Regions from separate parts of the Mus musculus genome. Here region 1 is linked to region 2. Evidence: chromatin loops called from intact Hi-C (ENCODE). Cell type or tissue: heart. All regions are shown on one strand.

Evidence for each region. Peaks named below come from ENCODE experiments on the same cell type or tissue, not always from the same donor. Only the 100,000 strongest peaks of a DNase experiment are listed, where the experiment ranks them.
Region 1: it touches region 2 in a loop (2.7-fold over the local background); 7 of 42 quality-filtered maps call a loop at or near these places.

What each region holds. Positions count from the first base shown.
Region 1 is chr11:89,001,806-89,004,305 of GRCm38, forward strand. The region is part of intron 1 of Trim25 (tripartite motif-containing 25); the gene reads left to right. Among named protein-coding and RNA genes, the nearest start is that of Gm11496, 3.6 kb to the left of the region's middle. In heart, no CTCF peak of the experiment used is centred here; DNase peaks (open chromatin) are centred at 1,054, 1,516, 1,878 and 2,176; H3K4me3 peaks cover 8 bases.
Region 2 is chr11:89,057,462-89,059,961 of GRCm38, forward strand. It overlaps Dgke (diacylglycerol kinase, epsilon), which reads right to left. Exons shown (of 11, transcript NM_019505.4): 1 at 2,470-2,500. Among named protein-coding and RNA genes, the nearest start is that of Dgke, 2.0 kb to the right of the region's middle. In heart, a CTCF peak has its summit at 1,267 (motif pointing left); no DNase peak of the experiment used is centred here; H3K4me3 peaks cover 1,406 bases; H3K27ac peaks cover 668 bases.

The DNA of each region.
Region 1 (2,500 bases), 56 kb before region 2:
GTCCCTCCCAGATTCAGTGCCAAGATCTTGGTTTAAATTGTGACCCCCAGCAGTAGCTTCCAGCTACAGAAGAATAAAATGGGGAACATGATGGTCTCCAGTTACAGTGAGGGCTGGTGAGATGGCTCAGTGGGTAAGAGCACCCGACTGCTCTTCCGAAGGTCTGGAGTTCAAATCCCAGCAACCACATGGTGGCTCACAACCATCTGTAACAAGATCTGACTCCCTCTTCTGGAGTGTCTGAAGACAGCTACAGTGTACTTACATATAATAAATAAATAAATCTTAAAAAAAAAAAAAAAAAAAGGCATGCTCCAGTTACAGTGAACCTTGGGTGAAGTGAAGCTGGTGTAGTGGCTCATGCCTGTAATTCCAGCCCTTGGGAGGCTTAGGCAGATAAATCATGAGTTTGAGGCCAGCTTGGACTACATCGTTTCAGGTCAGCTACAGGGTGAGACTCTTGTCTCAGAAAGACAACCACAAATAACCAGTGGCCAAGGAGGTGGCTTGGCTGGTAAAGGGACTTGTTACCAAGGCTCTGGCCTGAGTTTGATCTCTGGGACCAATGGTAAAAAGAGAACCAACTCCAGCAAGCTGGTCTTTGACTCGACAATCCGTATGCATGTGATCGTGTGTGTGTGTGTGTGTGTGTGTGTACGTGTACACACAACTAAATGAATGTAATAAAAGAAGCGAAAGTGGATAAGTCAACTCTCTGCAAGATTTCCATGTAAGTTACTACCTACCGGTTCTATTATTGGGCTTGGGCACCCTGGTCTGTGCTCTGGGGCAGCCCCAGGCAGGACAAAGTGTCCAGATTGGTCTCTGTCCCAGTCAAGTGGACTTGCCATCAATCCCTGTAGTAGTACCCTGCTGTATAAGTACATATTTACCAAGGCAGAAGTAAGTGGGGGCATGAGGGGCCTCCCCAGCCAGGAGTGAGCGGCCATTCCTGCTGACTTTTTAATCCCGATACCAGGATTCCTCCTGCCAACCTCCTGCCCATATGTTTTTCAACCCAGCTGCTGTTCTTCCTGTCTCAGTGCCAGACCCTGGCAAGCGTGCTCAGTCTTGAGTATCACGGCTACTAGTTTGGGGGTGCAGACTCAGGATTCCCCTCTCTCCCCCGTGGAGGACCCAGGTCCTTGGTCTGCCACAAGCTCTCCCAGGCTTCCCAGAGTTCTGTATCCTTGACCAGTCCTCAAGCTGCCTCTCTTTGATTTGGAGTGGGGTGCAGTGGACCCCCATCCACAATGAGGGGACTGTTATCTGTGTTTGCTTAATGGTGGATAACCTTTTTAGTGTGGAGGGCTCATAGTGCACTCAATTCTGGAATTGAGTCAGTTGCTAGCACCCGTATGTTTCTTCCAGCCCGGGAGGTAGTTCTGCCTGGATTTGCCCTTTGACCCAAATCTATCTCCGCCACTGTTGGAGACCTGAGGTGGGGGAAGGGTTGTGTCAAAGAGATTGAGCCAAACATCACTGATCTGGGCTTTCTGGCTACAGTTTGCGCAGCCTTGATCTCTGTATCCGGCCCTTAACGAGTGCCAGTGGATGGTGCAAATCCAGCCCCAAGGTTAGGTCCAGCTCTGATGGAGTAGAGGAAGCAGGAAAGTAGAAGAGAGAGCTACTGTGTGTTGAGCTGCTTCATTAGGGGAAGGAAATGCTATTATAATATTTTTTTTTTTGTAGAAATTCCTAGCACACACAGTTTGGTCACTTGTTTATAAATTTAGTACCATTGTTAGTAACCTGTGCCAGTTACTAACAATGTGGTCTTGGCTGAGTCGCCTGATTCCTCGACATCCTTCTGTCGTGTCTGAGTGATGTCTACTTTTCCGTGTTGCTCTAGAAGTAGTAGGTGTCAGGTGCTGGCAGAGTGTGTGAGCCCTTCATGACAGCCCTCATGACTGATGGTGGAGTGTCCCTTCTCATCTCTGTATGGCACCGATCTATCTTAGCAGGGACATAGGAAACTTGCTCCTGGAGGTGGCTGAGAGCCAGACAGTTTTGAATCAGTGTAGTTCTTTCAAGCCCCAGTGGCCAGCTTACCCTGATTCTCAGCCCTCAGTGGCCCTGGCCTGGGGTGGCCAAGTACAGTTGTGCATTTGTCCCTGCCTTGCTGGAGGTGACAAAGCCTCACCCAGCTTCCTTCCCCCTCCTGGAAGTCTCCCCTGGGGAGGACAGCCTTGGGTGTTGGGCTCCTTCGTTGGGTCCCCTTCTGGAAATGCCAAGGCTTTCTTAGTTCTCCAGCACCTTTGATATTTTGTCTACTTTCAAGGCTGTTTGCTGTGGTAGGGTGAGCGACCTCACCCTGCCGTTACAGAATCAGCTGTTCCAGATTGTTACGTCTCTGTGAGCTGGGCCACTTGCTGTCCCCCTTGCTTGGATTTCATGAGCTGTAAAATGAGTAGGAGAAAAAGAAATGTATTAGAATAGAAGCTGACATTTAGTATTGACAGATCCTCCAGGCAGGGCTCTGAGCACAGTCCTTGGTTAG
Region 2 (2,500 bases):
ATTTGGCATGTAAATTGTTGTCACAGGGAGATAAGCAGTAAGGGATAAATTGAGGAGAGCCACATAGTTTTCTATTCAGAAAATGCTGTTCTTGGAACAAAACAAAATAAAAACAAAACCCAAAAAACAAGCAAACAAAAACCTATAGTGTTGAAAAAGCAAGGGCATGGGCTGGGGAGATGGCTCTGCAGTTAAAAGCATTTATTACTCTTGCAGAGCACTGGGTTAGACTCCCAGCAACCACACCGTGGCTCATAAGCAGCTAGAACTCTAGTTAGGGACCTGGGGATACCAAACATGAATGGGGTATATAATTATGAATGCAGGCAGAACACCAGTGCATATAAAACAACTCTAATGCCCTGAAGAACCTCTCAAAACCTCCTGATAGGGCTACCCATGGTGGTGGCCTTATAAAAGAGAATTGCAACCTAAAAATAGTATATTATTACTGAACATAATCTGCAAAAATATCCACTCAAGTATTTCATAATAATTTCCTCTGGGAAGACAAGACTAAGGCTGGGAAGGCCTGAACTTCTAACCCTGTTATTTTTGGGTGTCAGTTAAGTTTCTAAAAACTAGAATATATTCATGAATTTCTTTACTAAGTTTTTTGTTTGTTTGTTTTTTTGGTTTTTCGAGACAGGGTTTCTCTGTGTAGCCCTGGCTGTCCTGGAAGTCACTCTGTAGACCAGGCTGGCCTCGAACTCAGAAATCCGCCTGCCTCTGCCTCCCAATATCTAGGCATTTTTTAAGGTTAGAGGGATGACTCTGTGATTAAGGGCACTGGATGCTCTCCTGTAGAGAGCCTAGGCTTGACTCCTGGCACCTGCATGGCAGCTCACATCCCTCTGTAACCCCAGTTCCAGGGCAACAGATGCTTTCTTTTGGCCTCCATGTGTACTAAGCATACATGCAATGCAGATAAACTTGCAGGTAAAAGACCCACAAGCATACAGGTAAAATAATAATAATAAACCTTAAAAAAAAAGTCAGGTTCAGAAATAGCGTGACCACATGTCTTTGCCTGACTGTGATGACTTTGATTTTAGCTTATCTTCTGGCATCATCATTAACAATGCTCTCAATGTGTCCCAGCAGAGATAGTAAGTTCATAACACGACTTTTTAAAGAGGACAGAAAGGAGAGATGGCTCAACGGTTATAAATGTGTGCAACTGCTCTCACACAGGGCCCTTTGATCCCCAGCACCCACGCTGGGAAGGCTTACAACATCAGCTCCAGGGGAGGCCGATACCTCCTTGTGGCCGCTGTGGGTATCTGCACTTGTGTACAGATACCAACACCAACACACACATGCAACGCGAAAGCACTCACAGTAGCTTCAGAGCTATTAACTTGAAAGCGTGTGTGGGAGTTTCTATTTGTCCAAAATAAAGCCTGTTGGGCAGTGAAGACCAGACAAGGCTCTGACAAGGCTGGGTGTTGGAAGTCTTGGGGAACCAGCCCCACTTTATCTTCAGCTTTCTCAAGTGTGGAACCAGTGAGGAGGAGATAATCTGCAGGGCAGCTCTGCTGTCCACCAGCTTCCAATACCTACAATCCCTTCCAATAGGAAGCCTGTTCCACACAGCATTTCACCGCGCAAGATTCCTTGTTCAGTGTGCATGCTGAAGCCAGGAAAGCAGTCAGGTTAGCTCAGGTGACTCATCTGACACTTAGTCCTGAAAGATCTGACAACAGAAATGTCCTTTCAAGACTGGGGAGAGAGCCCAACAGCCTGATGAGTTAGGAGCCACAGAACTCGAAGGGAGCTCACTTTGCACCCCCACACCCCATAAATAAATGAGTGGAAAACGTAAATCTCCTTTCCCGTCTTGTGTGTCAAACACTTGACTATGACACCAATCGCTACAATAGCTACAGAAATTTAAAGCCCTGCTTTGGGTTGACCCTTGTTTTCATAGTTCCAAATCAAGAACAAATTGGTTTTGTGACTGGCATAAGGTTCTTTGTGTACCCTTCATTCTTCCTTATGTAAAGTGGGATGCTACAGAGTAGCCACGAGCCAGGCAGCACTTAAACAGGCCTTTGATGAAAATTAAGAGCCTTGGCAGGGGTGGGAATTTAGGGGTGGTGTTGGTGGTGGAATTCAGTTGTTAGAGAGCTTGAATAACATGCTTAAGGCTTTTGGGTTGGATACCCAGCACCTCATGAACTGGTTCAGGTGATGCAAACCTGTATTTTCAGCACGGGGAGGCGAAGCATTAAAAGTTCAAGGTCATCTGCTATCCTTAGTGAGTTTGAGGCTAGCCCGGGCCACAGGGGAGAGACTGTCTCACAAAGGGTAAAAACAAAAATAAAAACAAACAAAAACACCAACCAACATCTACATGAGACTTGCTTCAAACGCCAGGGATGCCGTGAATAGTTTGGGCCATTTGCTGAGATGAATTTAGGTCTCACCACCCACTGTTTACAATCCTGCCTCCCATAAAAGCCATACCTGTAATCGCACAGTTTAGGCTGGCTGCCAC